2 separate regions of the Homo sapiens genome follow, and region 1 is linked to region 2. The links are chromatin loops, found by intact Hi-C in ENCODE. Cell type or tissue: mammary epithelial cell. All regions are shown on one strand.

What was found. A loop is a pair of places that touch in the nucleus more often than their neighbours do. Peaks named below come from ENCODE experiments on the same cell type or tissue, not always from the same donor. Only the 100,000 strongest peaks of a DNase experiment are listed, where the experiment ranks them.
Region 1: it touches region 2 in a loop (6-fold over the local background); 9 of 110 quality-filtered maps call a loop at or near these places.

The regions. Positions count from the first base shown.
Region 1 is chr14:21,088,105-21,096,104 of GRCh38, reverse strand. ARHGEF40 (Rho guanine nucleotide exchange factor 40) reads right to left here. Exons shown (of 24, transcript NM_018071.5): 23 at 7,229-7,275; 24 at 5,857-7,091. The coding sequence ends at 7,234. ZNF219 (zinc finger protein 219) reads left to right here. Exons shown (of 5, transcript NM_016423.3): 2 at 2,431-2,519; 3 at 2,815-4,240; 4 at 4,563-4,694; 5 at 4,965-6,028. The coding sequence starts at 2,514. The coding sequence ends at 5,569. Among named protein-coding and RNA genes, the nearest start is that of ZNF219, 6.6 kb to the left of the region's middle. RefSeq lists silencers at 2,881-3,175, 3,322-3,531 and enhancers at 4,136-4,980, 4,981-5,826. In mammary epithelial cell, CTCF peaks have their summits at 3,438 (motif pointing left) and 5,644 (motif pointing right); a DNase peak (open chromatin) is centred at 3,404.
Region 2 is chr14:21,037,247-21,045,246 of GRCh38, reverse strand. RNASE7 (ribonuclease A family member 7) reads right to left here and starts at 2,885. Exons shown (of 2, transcript NM_032572.4): 1 at 2,805-2,885; 2 at 1,014-2,294. The coding sequence starts at 2,254. The coding sequence ends at 1,784. It also overlaps a transcript of NDRG2 not described here. RefSeq lists a silencer at 5,945-6,109. In mammary epithelial cell, a CTCF peak has its summit at 4,967 (motif pointing right); DNase peaks (open chromatin) are centred at 3,046, 3,366 and 4,986; H3K4me3 peaks cover 972 bases; H3K27ac peaks cover 2,468 bases.

The DNA.
Region 1 (8,000 bases), 51 kb before region 2:
CAGAATGAGAGTATGTGCCCATAGGTTAGTCAGCTATGACCATGCAGTATTCCCAGCCCCCCCGCCCCACGCCTCCACCATCTGCTTCCTCTGAATATACCAGATTGGCTGTACACCAGGATGTTCCGGGAATCCCCAGGAGAGCAACAGAATGTGATGGACCCAAATATGATGCCTCAGTAACTCATTCCAGGATGTACAAACTGTAACTGTCAGGATGCTCCTTATAGCTAATTAAAATTCTTCTAGTTACATCTATTTTCTATTAGCTCTTTCTATTTTCAGTGACATCTAAAAGGCCAAAATAATCCCTCTGGTACCACTGGGTTTTTTTCTATGGTTTTCAGATAGGAACGAAAAAAAAATGCTCTAGCTTTTCTGTGTTGTATCTGCGATGCTAAAATGGCAAACAGCCCCTCTAGCACCTCATAGCTCTATCTATGGTACTGAGGTGGCCCAAGTGGCTTCTGTGGTAGCCCACTGCACTCTCCATGGTACTGAAGGGATGACCATTTGTTTTAACATCTCTCTGGGGTCCAAAAGAGTCCTGTGACTTAGAATCACAAACTTTTTTCGAGCAGGAAGGGACTAACACTATAAATTAGTCCAATCCCCTTATTTTACTGATGAGTAAACTGGGAGGTTAAGTGATTTAGTAAAGGTTGTAGGGTTATCAATGTTCAGACTAGGCCTACAATAGCCTTGTACCCTTCAGTCCTATTCTAATTCACCTTTTGTGACACTATTCAGTAAGCCTGGCTAGGCTCTTAGTCCCAGGAAAGGATCCAGAGGATGAGAGTGGGTGCCCTAATTTGAAGCTACAGAAATACACATATTAAGTGGTAGTGGAGGTCGTCTAGTGACCCTTGGACAAGGACACTTTGTTAATTAATCATCTGCTAATAATAATCCTATAGCCCAGATTCCACATGTAACAGGTACCTGCCCCTTCATGGAGTTTTACCACATCCACTAAATGTCAAAAATTAAAGAAGCCTTGGACCTCCAGAGCCTTTTCTCTCTGCTGACAGGCAGGTTGACTCCTGGCACAGTTCTTTTCTATTAAAGATCCTTAGGCAAAGTAATGCTTGCATCTTTTTCTTTCTCAGTAACCCATTTCAGTTTTGTGATGCCTATTGTAAGGAAGTTCTTTATATCTCAAATATCCTTTCTTAGACAAAAAAAAAAAAAAAAAAAGGTTAGACCCACATTCATTTAGCCTTGACCAGATACTATTCTATATGAGGCAGAAAGGTAGACTAGATGACTTCTGGTCATCCTCCCAGGTCTGTTTCCATGAATCTTGATTCTGGGGTTTCTTCTAAGTCCTCATGCTAAACTCCTCTGCAGCTTAGGATCAGCACCCGCCCCCCCCCCCAACCCCTATCCTCTTCCTCTCAATGATCTTCTCCTTCCCCAGCACTGGAGCTCTGCAAGTCCCAGGCCTAGGGAATTTTAGCCTGGAGAATTTTAACCCTTTCCTGCTCAGAGCATGTGCTGAGTCCCTATCTGTGCAGATGGCCCAGCCCCGCCCCCCGTCCCTCACTCCAGCCTCTTGAGCTCAGAGCCAGTGTAATCCTCCTCTTGTGTGAGGGAGCCTCTCCCCTGCAGAGAGGAGGAAAGCCTGCCTCGGAACAGCCCTGGACAAAGGGGCTCAGATGCCCCATCATACTGCAGGCTCCAAGGTTTGAAACAAGGGGATGAATCCTATACGGTATTTGCAGTTTTTAGCCCCTTCCCCAGGCTAGCTGTGCCCCTTAACTTCCACTCCTCCCCCAACTCTCTCTTCATTCCCTCTCCCTCTGGCTCCCTCCCCCTTCATGCCCCTCCCCCTCTGTCTGTCTTCAGACTCTGCTGCTGGGAGGTGTTTCTCTCCCATGCATGAATGAGTCTCTGTAATGAATGGAAATGAATGGATCAGGAATCCAGGCGGAGGGAGGGAGAATGAGGGGGGAAAGACAGAAAGACAGGGTAAGGGCAGAAGGAAGCACTGTGGAACCTGGAAGGATGTTTGGCTGGCTGCTCAGTTAGGGATCTCAGAGCAACTGGTCCCACTTGGATAAATGGGGAGCATGGCAAGCCCACCTCATTTGCTCACCACACTGCATAGCCCAACCTACATGGGAGAGGGGCATATTGTGATGGTCTTCCCCACCGCCAGGGGGTGGGGTGGTAGCTGTGGTTGTTCTGGACCATGCATTTAAAATATAGAATTTGGGGAAGAAATCTGGATTATCTGGGAGGCTTGTAGGCTTGGCAAGTCAAGAGGTACAGTTTTTGAGTATAGCAGCCCCTTCGTGCCTCAAGAAGCAAGTAGGGAGAATGGATTGGTTTTGGGAATACAGAATGCTGAGAGTCTGGGGGTAGGGAGTGACTTTACTGCTGAAAACTAGGGCTCATCTTTTCCTCCAAATCTGTCTCTTGCTTTAGCTCCACAGCACCTGTTGCCTTCATTAGCAGCTTTTCCTCCTCTTCCCTGCACTTCCCAGAACCAAAGAATGTGAAGGGGGTCCATGGAGGTGAGTGAAGCTCTGGCTTCAACCTACAAGTACCTACAACTGTATACTCCCTCTCCTGCCTACCTCTCTCTCTCTTTGACCTCCCATTATTAGAAGTTAACTCCTTGGCCCTGACATCTCGATTCCCATACACCTCCCCCCACCCCATCTTCCCGAGGTGAGTAGCACCCTGTGTTCCTAGTTCAGGCCCCAGCCCACCTTCCCTCGTGTTGTCCTTCTGGCCCTCGAGGCGACGCCCTTGCTTCCTTTACAGCTCTACCTTCACCCTTTGCTCTACGCAGATCTTTCTCCACAGGGCTCACGTCCCCGCGCCCCGAGCGGCCACTTAGCGCCGTCGCCGCCGGCTTTCGACGGCGAGCTGGATCTGCAGCGATACTCCAACGGGCCAGCCGTGAGCGCAGGGTCGCTCGGGATGGGAGCGGTGAGCTGGTCTGAGAGTCGTGCAGGCGAACGGCGCTTCCCCTGCCCTGTATGCGGGAAGCGCTTCCGCTTCAACTCTATCCTTGCTTTGCACCTGCGGGCGCACCCAGGAGCCCAGGCCTTCCAGTGCCCTCACTGCGGCCACCGCGCGGCGCAGCGGGCTCTGCTGCGCTCGCACCTGCGCACACACCAGCCCGAGCGCCCACGTAGTCCTGCTGCACGCCTGTTGCTGGAGTTGGAAGAGCGCGCGCTACTACGCGAGGCCCGACTGGGGAGAGCCCGAAGCTCAGGGGGCATGCAGGCCACCCCTGCCACTGAGGGTCTGGCGCGGCCCCAGGCTCCTTCATCGTCCGCCTTCCGTTGCCCCTACTGCAAAGGCAAGTTTCGCACCTCGGCGGAGCGCGAACGCCACCTGCACATCCTGCATAGGCCCTGGAAGTGCGGCCTGTGCAGTTTCGGCTCCAGCCAGGAGGAGGAGCTGCTGCACCACAGCCTGACGGCCCACGGGGCTCCCGAGCGTCCCCTGGCGGCCACCTCCGCTGCGCCTCCGCCTCAGCCTCAGCCTCAGCCTCCACCCCAGCCCGAACCCAGATCAGTCCCCCAGCCGGAGCCGGAGCCGGAGCCCGAACGTGAGGCAACCCCGACCCCAGCTCCTGCCGCTCCCGAGGAGCCCCCAGCGCCTCCGGAGTTCCGCTGCCAAGTGTGCGGCCAGAGCTTTACACAGTCTTGGTTTCTCAAGGGCCACATGCGTAAGCACAAGGCCTCCTTCGATCATGCGTGTCCGGTGTGCGGCCGCTGCTTCAAGGAGCCCTGGTTCCTTAAGAACCACATGAAGGTGCACGCCAGCAAGCTGGGCCCACTGCGTGCCCCGGGGCCTGCCTCCGGGCCTGCCCGCGCCCCCCAGCCTCCTGACCTCGGCCTGCTGGCCTATGAGCCGTTGGGCCCAGCGCTCCTCTTGGCCCCGGCTCCCACCCCGGCCGAGCGCCGTGAGCCCCCGAGCCTCTTGGGCTACCTGAGCCTGCGAGCTGGCGAGGGCCGGCCCAACGGCGAGGGTGCTGAGCCCGGTCCCGGCCGCAGCTTCGGAGGCTTCCGCCCGCTGTCCTCTGCTCTCCCGGCCCGGGCTCGCCGGCACCGTGCGGAGGAGCCTGAGGAAGAAGAGGAGGTGGTGGAGGCCGAGGAGGAAACCTGGGCCCGGGGCAGGTCGCTGGGCTCTCTGGCTTCCCTGCACCCGCGCCCGGGTGAGGGACCGGGGCACTCTGCCTCTGCTGCTGGGGCCCAGGCAAGATCGACCGCCACGCAGGGTATGTAGGTACCCTCCGCTCTCCGGGTACGCCGCGTCCTCCTCTGACTCTTACGCCGCCACTCCCTCGTAGCTTCCTTGTTAAAAGAACTTACGTTTAATTTCTCCTGAGTTTTTTTGTTTTGTTTTGTTTTGTTTTCCTGGAGGCTTTGCCATCATTTGAGAACACTTAACTCTTTAGTCACAACAAATCTAACCCCTCAGACTTTGTTTCCTCCTGGACCCCGAGGGGAAGCAGCCCTATGGGATGGGTGTGGGGTGGGTGCGCGGCACCTGGACAGGGTGTGGGCCCCCCTGACTTCCTCTTAACGTATGTGTTGCAGAAGAGAATGGGCTGTTGGTTGGAGGGACCCGGCCTGAAGGGGGCCGGGGCGCCACCGGCAAGGATTGTCCTTTCTGCGGAAAATCTTTCCGCTCAGCACATCACCTCAAAGTGCATCTGCGAGTGCACACAGGTGAGGGAGGCAGCCTCCGGCGTGGAGAGGGGACTGGGGGCGGGCAGAAAGGTGAGGGCTACCGAAACACTAGGAGGTGAAGTTTGTTCCGAAGCCTTCAGTTTGGCTGGATGAGATCACTTGGGAAACGCTCCTTTATTAAATCAAAGTGGGTGGGAGACGCAGTGCCCTTTCTTGGTTCTGAGAATGAGGTCTGTAAATTGGGCGAAATTCGGGTGGGTGCGTGCAGTCATCGTGACCCCGTGACCCTATCGCACCCACTCTCCCCAGGCGAGCGGCCCTACAAGTGTCCGCACTGCGACTACGCGGGCACCCAGTCCGGCTCGCTCAAGTATCACCTACAGCGCCACCACCGGGAGCAGAGGAGCGGGGCCGGCCCCGGGCCACCCCCGGAGCCACCGCCTCCTTCCCAGCGGGGTTCGGCCCCGCAATCTGGAGCCAAGCCGTCTCCGCAGCCTGCGACCTGGGTGGAGGGCGCCTCAAGTCCCCGGCCTCCTTCTAGCGGTGCTGGGCCGGGGTCCCGTCGGAAGCCCGCCAGCCCTGGGAGGACCCTGCGCAACGGGCGAGGCGGTGAGGCCGAACCCCTGGACCTGTCCTTGCGGGCAGGGCCGGGAGGCGAGGCCGGGCCTGGGGGTGCCCTCCACCGCTGCCTCTTCTGCCCGTTCGCCACTGGAGCCCCAGAGCTCATGGCCTTGCACCTTCAAGTGCACCACAGCCGCCGGGCTAGGGGCCGCCGGCCACCCCAGGCTGACGCGTCCCCGCCCTATGCCCGAGTACCATCAGGAGAGACCCCTCCCAGTCCTTCGCAGGAAGGGGAGGAGGGCTCCGGGCTGTCCAGACCCGGAGAGGCAGGGCTGGGGGGGCAAGAACGGTAGTGGGCCCTCAGGGGCGATTAGCTTAGTGAGCTTACCCCGCCGGAGCGGGGGAGCGCTAGAGGTAGTTGGGTAGAGAAGCCAGCAGGGGGCAGCGTGGGACCCATATCCCAGCCCCAGGCGGACCAGAGGTGGAAGGCGCGGCGGGCGTAGGAGGGTGGGCTGGCGGTACCCACCCAGCCCAAGGGAGTCACAGTGCCTTAGAAGTGGCAGAGGTGAGGGTCAAAGAACGGGGTCCCTGGGCTGGCAGAGAAGGTTTGTGTCCCTGTTGAGGAGCCACTCTGCCAGTCTTTGCTGGTCCATAGGCGTGAGAGTTTATTTTTGTACAAGGGGTGAGGGTGGGGGGCACTGTACCCTTCTAGCCCCATCAGGGGCCCTGTAGACGTCGCTATTTTTGGTACGATTCCTGTCATCCCTATTGCAGAGTCGTGTCCCCAATAAACAGGTGTCTTGAGGCACAGGGCCCTGTGTCTGTCTGCCTACCTATGTCCTGCTTCCCTCTTTGGGTCCTTCTGTCAGGAAATAGTCACCTCTTCAGACACTTAGTTATCACCCAAAGAGTTTGATAAGAAATGCAGAATATTGGGTTTTACCCCCAGGTTTCGATGCAGTAGCTCTGATGGGGCCCAAGAATTAGCATTTAACAAACAGCCAAGCAAGTTCTCACGCACTGTGGCCTGAGGACCTCATTTTGAGAACTGCTGGACTGTGCTGGATCCCAGTTTGTCTGTGACCAGTTCAGCCTCAAGGAGTAGGTGCAGTGTGGGAGAAGGAGCTTCAGAGAGTGTGTGGAACCTCTGGGAGCCACTGTGGAGGAGACACATTCTCCCAGGCTCATACACAGTCAGCTAGCTCTGGGCCTGGGAGGGGTAGAGGGGACCTTCCAGTCTTGGTTTTATTTTCTGTGTTCTAGTTAAGGGCTGGTTGAGGGAAAGTGCTCAAGTTATTTATCACCTTAATCCAGAGGACTACTCTAGCTCCTTAGAGGCAAAGTGTGAGTAAATACATTTAATATAACAATAGTATTATAATAACAGTAATTACATATATAAAGTCTACGGTTCCCCTGTCACACCCTCCTATTGTTTGCATAGCTTCATTGCTTGTGACACCTCAGAATGGAGTCACCAGGGACTCCAGTTGACCTGGCAGAGATGATTCTTCTCAGGGAAAGTCAGGGGGTGAGAAAAGAGGAGAACATGGGCTGCCAGGGAGGGCTGGCATGGGAGTGATGTCCTGGATACAGTGGCCCAGGATGGGAAAGCACCGGAAGAGGGATAACTTCCCCACCTCCAGGGTATGAAGGCAAGCAATGTGGCTGCTCTGACTCCTGCAGGAGAAGGCACCAAGCTAGGGAGACTAGAGATAGTGGTGGCAGGGCAATACTCTGGTCGTTAGACCTCCTCTGTGTCCAGGAAGCAGAGGGAAGAAATTCAGCGATCGCCCAGGGCTCCATTATGCCCCACTGCCATCCCAGCCCAAAGTGTGCTGAGAGGAGAAGCTGCACGCAAGTTCTGGATCTTCTCTAGAAGCCAGGAGAGAAGAGGGAGATGAGTTGGGAGAGGGAAGAAGCTGACTCCCAAGTAGCCGGGGACAGGAAGGAAGGTACATGCAAGATGGTAGGAGTGCTGGATGTGGTAGAAATTGGGGATGCTGACTCACCCAGGTCACAGAGGCGTGGTGGGGTCACTCAGGGCTCGAGCATGACTCTGGGGGGAGAGAAGCTACAGTGAATTTAGGGACATATTTCTTGTCTTTCTCTCTCTTTTCCTCCATTCCTCCCCACAAGCCTGTCAATTCACCTCTCTTTCCTACCCAAAATCCTTGAATTTTGCTATTTACTTTTATTTTTTTAGAGACAGGTGCTCACTGTTGCCCAGGTTGGAGTGCAGTGGCACAAACATGGCTCACTGAAGTCTCAACCTCCTGGGCTCAAGAGATCCTCCTGCTTCAGCCTCTCGAGTAGCTGGGACTATAGGTGCGCACCCCTCAAAAGTCCGGCTAATTTAATTTTTTTTTTTTTGTAGAGATGGAGTCTCACTATGTTGCCCAGGCTGGTCTTGAATTCCTGGGCTCAAGTGATCCTCCCACCTCAGCCTCTGAAAGTCTGGGATTACAGGTATGAGCCACCTTACCTGGCCTGAGTTTTGCCATTTTAACCCAAGTCCAAGCCAGGCCATTGGCATTCTCCCCTTTCCATCCACCCCAGCACTATACTCCTTATTTAAGATTCCTTTTAACCTATGACCTTGATGCCTCTTAGCCAGGTCCCGGGGAGAGGAGAAAGGTAGACAAGATAATAAATCCAGACTGTAGCCTCAGCTGGGAGCACAAGTTCACAGTTTTCCCCCAACCCCCCTGGGGTTGAATGATCAGAAAAGCCCATCCAGAAAGCAGCCAAAGAGATCACATTGTTCCCAGCCTCGTTGTAGGA
Region 2 (8,000 bases):
ATCTCAGACAACCTGGCTGCCCTCCCAGGACTCTGCCTGCGGGCTTGTCCTCTAACCCACTCATGATCATCACTCTGGCAGAAGGAAGTCTCTCGGGAGACCTTAGTGGGGGTATTTGCCTTGGTCTGCGTGTTTTCCAAAGATGGATATTGCTACTACTAGTTATGATCTAACACCTGTCAGTACTTGGGGCTGACAAGCGTTTCATAGATAGCATTTCCACATCTTTACCTGGAATCCTATTTGGCAGGTAGGATTCCTCACATTTTGCTGTAGAGAAACAGACAAGCCAATTGTTCGAGGTCATGTAGACGGGAGTCAGGATTTACACCTGATTCTGTCTGGCTCCAAAGCTTACTCTGACTCTGGTCAGTAGTAAAAAAGCACAGGAGTTGATGGGGAGGGATAGGTAGAGTGGAATCCTCAGCAGGGTTGGGAATGTCTTATAATGAATTTGGGTTTGAAATAGAACAGGCATGGGACACAATGCAGCTTGTTTGGGACTGAGATAAAGGAAGAAAGAAGGGGATGGTGCTGGTCAAGCAATGTTGGAGAGACCATCAGGACTGGCCAATACCAAGCCATACCTTCTCCAGCTCCAGTCCCCAGAACGAGAGAAATGGTATCTGTAGCCCAGGGGGACAGGGAAATGGCATTTTCGCATCTCAACCCCTCAGGCCTGGGCAGACTGCCAGAGTGGAGAGCCAGGGTAGCAATGAGGCAGGGGAGATCATTATCAGGAGGAAGGAAGCTCTGGCAGCTCCCACCAGCCTGTTTGTGACAAGCAGGCTCAGGGCCACGGAAGTCCCTTAAGGTCAAAGGAAATGTGATCCTGGATCTGGGGGATGAAGCTCAGACACTCCCTTTACCTTATGTCTTCAGGCCAAGGGGATCTGGCCAGAGCCAGGTCCAGGGCCTAGGTTGGAAGAGCAGTGGTCTAGAGAAACGGGAGGGGCAGTTAGAGAGGAAGAGAGAGAAGGAATAAAATGCCAGAGCACCTCATAAACAATCTCTTGGCTAGAGAGGTAATGACCTTTATTGCAGCCAACACAGGGTAACTGGCTCTTCAGAGCACTCGTTTCTTCATGAGTGAACTCTTACCTAGTTCACCGCTTGCCTCTGTAACAGTGACTTCTTTCTTGCGCAACTGGTAGAGTAGAAGGTACACTGTATTTAGAGCAAGGAGACCTAGGTTCAAGTCCAGGTTCTGCTACTAACTAATTAGACAAGCTCTTTAATTCATTAAGCTTTCTAAAACCTTAATTTCCTCATCCATAAAGAAGGCATACAATCCCTGTCAAGTCTATGTCACAAGGGATTAGAGGATTCTATACAAATATGAAGTGGTATTTATTTATATTTTTCTTTCCTTCAGGTCACCTCACTGCCACGTCAGAGCTGGGGAAGACTTCTAGTTCAGGAACAGAAACAGCTGTGTCCACAAATCCCATATGCCCCCTTTCCATTTATTTCCTCTCCTTGTCATGCTGCCCTAATGCCAGGGGGCAGGGGAGACATGTGCAATGGCATAGACCAGGGAACCCACAGACCTGAGCTTGCTGTTTCTTGGGGATAAGCATCTGGGAAAACAGCAACAAAAAGATGAAAAGCCATCCCTCTAGAGCTCAGCTCACCAGAGTGTCAGCTTCAGCCTCCCAGCAGAGGCTGAACCAGGAACAGCCCCAAGAGATGAGGGGAAGAGAATGCTCTGGGTGTAGGGGAGTGGTGCGGAGTCCTGGAGAGGGAATTGAAGGTCAGCCAAAGAGCAAGCCAGTCTGGAAACCTAAAGGACTCTGTCCAAGTGTACAGGAACCAGGTGGAATTGCTGAGAGTCCTTTTTCTGGGGAGGCTTACAGGCCACTACGTAAGACTTGTTCTGTCGCTTCTCTTTGTACCTGCAGTTCGGATGCTTCCCTGAGGTGAGCTTACACATGGTCAGGGACACGGCCCCGTGGCTCTGGTGGCAGTTTTTATCGCCATTCTTGCAGGCTATTTTGGGGGTCTGGCAGGTGGCGGCCACACTGGAGAAAGGCTCGTGCAGGAAGGTGTTGAGGTCTTTGCACCGTTTTGTGTGCTTGTTAATGTTTTTCATGGCTGAGTTGCATGCTTGAGGGCTGGGCTGCATGTGCTGAATTTTAAACCACTGTGATGAGGTCATGCCCTTGGGCTTGGCACTGACTGGGATCTCTGCCACCCACAGCCCCAGCAGCAGAAGCAGCAGAAGGGGGCAGAATCCTGCTCTGGCCGGTGCCATCTCTCTTAGGAGGAGCAGTCAGGATGGAGGGCAGGGGTCGCTGGGACAGAGGTGTTCAGTTGAGAAATTAGTCCTCTTATACCTGCTCATATGAGCTAGTCACCCATCTCCCTACTCGGTTGTCTCCTTTCCTCACTTTGTGTCTCATCTCTGCCTCTTCTTCTGTGTGTCCACATCCACTGCAGCCCCAACAACAACCCTGTGGCCCCATCTCTCATCTTGTATTTCTGTTCCCTTCATTCTGTCCCTGTTGCCTGTCACTCTTTGTCCTCTCCCCTTTCCCTTAAGTCTCATCCCTTTTGTGTCTCCATGTTCCTGTGTCTGTGTCTCATCCTCTCCCGATTCCCATCTCGTCTGTGTTCCCATTCTTTTTCATTTTTTGCCTCCATCCCCAACATCACTCTCCCCTTTCCCCAATGCGTGTCCTCATCTCCCCTAAATCCAGTCCCTCCTTTATCCATTTTATCGCTCACCTGAGTGTACTCTCAGGATCAGAACCCATCCCTCCTTCTCTGTCCTCACTCCTCCCCAGATCCTGCCACAGCCTCACCTTTGCGCTTGGTCTTCGTGCTGTGACTCCTGCTCAGTGGGCTGAGGTGGTGTCCACGCACTCCTAGGCTGTCAGATCTCTGAGGGCCTCTTCTCACTCCTGAACTCCTTAAGAGCTGGCCCGGGCTACGCTGTGTCTGTTTGGGGGTGGGCTGGGAGCATCACTGGATCAGGAAATGAATCAGGTTCATGCCTCTCCACTTACATGTCCCAAATACGTGGACACCTAAGGATGCCTGTACCTGCCTAAACATGTTCAGCAATGAGGAAGCTTGAATCGTCACATTCGAAGACTGTATTTGTTCCCTGGCCACATGATTTTAATGACTCTTTAATAGAGCACCTGACCCAGGTGTCAACTGAAATCAATTTCAGGAAGAGTTGTCATTCATATCCTCTCATATACACTTCTGGCCCTTGATCCTGGGAAGAGTCAATCACTGTGGTGTTAAGGGTTGCTTCTTCTCTGACCTGAGGCACAGATAGGACAGCCTAGAAAGATGCTTTGTCTGGTTCCTTGTCATCTGGAGATACTGGTTATCTTTCGGAGGAGATGGAACAGACACGAGGGAAGTGGGTGAATGAATCATCACTGTCACGAGGCCTGGCACCATCCCCAATAGCGAAGCCATTCCACAATGATTCACAGGCCTCTCCAGTTCCAGGTACCAACCAAGGCCACATGGCTTTAGCTGGAGAAGGCAGCCAACACCTCTCAATTTCACTTGTTCCCTCCCTTTTTTATTGAAAATTGCAAAAATTTAATACTGCCCAAATGTTTGTGTTTAAAATGCTGTTGCTGCTCTCGACATCCTGCCTTAGTGCTTCCTTCACCTTGTATGTCCTGTTCCTTGTGGTGGTTACAGCTGTGTGGAGCATCTGGGTCAGTGCTACTCCAAGCTCTTGTGAGCTTGGAATATGACACTCAGGAGAACCGAGACACCAAGGCAGAGAAGCATCACCCTCTGTGGGTGAGAAGGCCTGTAAAACTGAGATGAGGAATATTTTTGTTTTCAGAATTTACCTGTAAGTAGTAGGCAATCTCAGAATCTTGGGCATGCTTCATTCATGTGGTCAACAAACATTTATCGAGCATCTACTAAGTGTCAAGATACTTGGGATATATCACTGAACAAAAAAGGCAAAAATGGCCAGGTACGGTGGCCCACACCTGTAATCCTAGCACTTTGGGAGGCCATGGCAGGAGGATTGCCTAAGGCCACGAATTCAAGACCAGCCTGGGCAATGTGGCGAAACCCTGTCTCTATAAAAAATTTGAAAAATTAGCCAGGCATGGTGGTGCATGCCTGTGGTCCCAGCTACTCCAGAGGCTGAGGAGGGAGGATTGCTTGAGCTTGAGAGATAAAATCTGCAGTGAAAATCATGATTGCACCACTGCACTCCAGCCTGGGTCACAGAGTGAGACCCTGTCTCAAAAAACAAACAAACAAACAAACAAACAACAACAAAAAACAAAGACAAAAGTCCCTGCCTTTGTAGAGCTTACATTCCATTGGAGAAAGACAGTAAAAAAAAATACGTATACTTTGCTCAAAGTGATAATGGCTAGGGAAAAAAGTAGAACAGTATAGGGGTTGGTGGTCAGTAATTTTACGTAACATCGTTGAAATCGCTGACTCTGGGGCAGAGACTTGAAGATAAGAGTGAACTTGTGATTATCCGGAGGAAGAATGTTCCAAGTGAAGAGACTAGCACTGCAAAAGCCCCAGAGCAGACAGATGCCTGAGGTGTTGGAGGAACAGCAGTGTGTCCAGTGTGGCTGGAGCAGGTAACTGAGAGTTCAGAGAGGGACCAGAGACCAGGTCATTGGGAAGACTTACGGACCATTTGAAGGCCTGTGGCTTTTACTCCAAGCACAGTAGGGAACCCTGGAAGGGTTCTAAGTAGATGAATAAAGAACGTGTCAGCTTAAAGGATTACCTGGCTGTTGTGTGGATTATAACTGTGGAGAAGTCGCACAACCCATCCTGATCATAAAGTTTGTGTTCTGGTCCAGAATTTATGATTCTAAGTCAGGAGGATGGGGAGTTTGTTTTGAGGCCAGGAGGACATTATTTTAGTAGCTGGACAGCACAGCTGTGGGTTGGGGGTCAGGATGAAGGATCTTTAGAAGCAAAAGTGGTGCTGGAGATGAGAAATGCCACTAGATGGCAAAAGAGAATCAAGAACAAGTTCACACAGGCCTCTGGCTCTTCTGGTTTGTCCTCAGCGAGGCCTTGGTTGGGGGAGCAGCTGTTCACTTCTTTGTTAAGGTATCCCAAACTTTGCAGGCTGAACTTCTGGATAGAAGTTCTGGATAGAGAATTATGCCCCTGCTGCCGTAGAAACATGAATGTTAGGAGATAAAATCCACGGTTTAAACCAGGCTGTGTATCAAATGTGTATCAGCACAGGCCAGTCTAGCCTTTGGAGTGGAGGCTGGATGGAAGGCTGCAAGCTCATTTGAATGCCTAGCTTGGTCTCCTTTCTACTTCTCATTATCCTAGAGTGGGATGTTTTCAAGCCATGATTTAAATTTCCCTCTACACTTGTGTTTTCCTGATATTATAATTATCCTAGTTTGCTCTTCAACTCGAGTATGCTGGGCTGCGTAGAAGGCTGCCTTAGGACTGTGTGAAAGTGAAATAAACATGGCCCTGCTGCTTCAGTCCAAAGGGAAAAGAGAGTAAGGTTTTAAGTTTGCACATGAAAATCGAAATTGAGTCGTACCTACCATACGTGCAATTCAACTGAAATCTTTGTTTTGCCTCAATTATTTGGATAAGGGAGGTGATTTTGTTTGTGTGCCCAAATTATCCAGCTTCCAAGATCTGCTTCACCTTGTACTTGGTAGGCTGATTTTGCTATTTTGGCTTCACTGCATTCATGGGGCAACAGAAAAAGATGGAGGAAGGGGGACAAGTTTAGGAAGAACAAAAAGATTCAGGCATCAGGCCAGGGACTGGTTCAGGAGTTTCACAGGAGGAGAAGAAAGACTCTGAGAGAGAGAGCAAGAGCAGAAGACAAAACAGTGGGAGAGAAGACAGAAGGGAAGAAAAAGTCCCTTACACCAGCAATCTCTACCCCTGCTTCCTTCTCATTCTATCGTCGAAGTCACTTCTGTTGGCCCAGCTTCTCCTTAGGCTGTTGTGTGTGTGTTTAAGTTGGGGCGGGTGTTGTGAAAATCCCAACAGTGCCAGGTGGACCTCTGCCTGTCTTCCCCACAGGACAACAGCTGCTGCTTCCTCTCGCCTGTGCTGGGAGGGAGTGAAGGGGGAAGGGAGAGAGGAGGGCCGGGCCTGGATTGGTGCCTACCCTTCAGAGCCAAGCCTCTCTGCCTTCCGGAGTTCCACACAGCCTCTGGATACCAATGGAAAGCCCGTGAGAGTTCCCTTCCAAGCAAAAGCAGATCCAAGTTCTGTTATCCTAATTTTGTTGGTCCTTTGATAAATAAAGGTAATGGGCTCATTTTTGTAGACTGAGAAAGTGAAACATACAGCAAGTTGAGGTCAGATGTGGGACTTTCTTCAGGTCCTTGAATTCCCATGACCTTTCCTGGAACAGCTGTGGGTCAGGAGGAGGCAGCACTGACAGAAATTTGGAATCCTTGGCTCCCAGACCAATGCGTTTAGACAAGCCAGGATGGAGGAAAGAGGAAACTGATTTGGGGGTTCACTGGGGCCTTGTCTCACAAGCCCTCCCAGCTCCCCATTTATCTACAGAGCAAAGTATCATTTCCTTAGCCTGGTAATCAGGGTCTGTCACAATCGGGCAAACCTGTCTTTCTAACTTTATCTCTGATTTTTCTCCCACTGAGTGCCTCAACCCCAGCCAGACCGGTTTCCCCCCATTTTTCAAGCATGTCTTTCATAATCCTCTTTATCTCCACTGAACTTCTAACTTCACCATGAGATCCATTTCCAAGCCAGGGTGACCCTTCAGGAAAACTTTCTCTGACCCTCCCAATTCAGAGACATCTTTCTCACCTCTAAATTCCTACAGCATTTACTGTCTTCAGAATGTATAATTTTCTGCCTTGAATCACTGGTTATTTCTTCATGTGTATGTATTATTTTTCTCTTAGACTGTCAATTCCCACAAGATGAGGACCACCCGTTACATTTCTTTTGCACATTTCACAGTATATAGCATAATGCCTTGCATATAAGTGACCCTAACTGATTCAACTTTTAGAAGGCATTCCGTCTGCTCCTGAATGATCCCAGTCTGAGGTGGGATTGCCTCCAGCCCACAGAGATGGTTAACAGATGAGGAAGTGACAATGCGGCTTCTAGACTTCAGCCCTGGGTTTGAGGTGATGCTATGAGAAGAAGGTTGAGATGGCTGAGGCAATCCTTCAGGTTCAAGGACAGCCCAGGAACTGTCCATGACACAGTATATTGTTTGAGCAACTTGAATTGGACAGGGCAAAAGATAATGCCAATGAGATCATGGTGAGCCCACTCAGAGCAAAATTTTGGGGTTCTCCTCAGTCATAGGGAGTCACCCTTGCACCTGCCACCCTAGCCAGTTGTTCTATAAATGCTTACCATTGGGGAGGGAAGGGAGAGAATGTGTAAATGATTACATGCAGAGGGTCATCTTTACAGGAAAAACAACTCAGTTATTGTTTCAATGGTGAACTATCAATACACATTTTTCTGGTAGAATCAGCACCATTACAATCAACATTTGTTTAACAAAAATATTTTGATGTCCCAGATGTTTATCATTTTTTTAATACATAAGATACAAGTAAGTCTGCTTTGGTTAAGAAATTTGATTAGCTAATTATTTAGACCAGGGCTTCACAACCTCAGTGTTATTTACATCTTGGTCTGGATAATTCTTTGTTATGGGAGCTGTCCTGTGAAATGTGGGATGTTCAGCAATATCCCTGGCCACAGGCCAGTAGCAACTCCTGGTTGTGACAACCAAAAATGTCTCCAGACATTATCCAATTGTCCCTGGAACTACTGAATTAGACATATGACCTTGAGCAAGCCACTGTCACTCTAGAACTTAGTTTTTCATCCCTAGGGAAATGCTTGTGTATGTAAAACCCGGTGTAATGGGGTAACAATCCCACTAATCTCAGGCTTACGGAGCACATGACACCATGATGAGGTTGTCAGAATGGATGAAGTAATCTTATGCATCAGCACCTCTAGGACAGGATTTTAGGGAACAGATCACC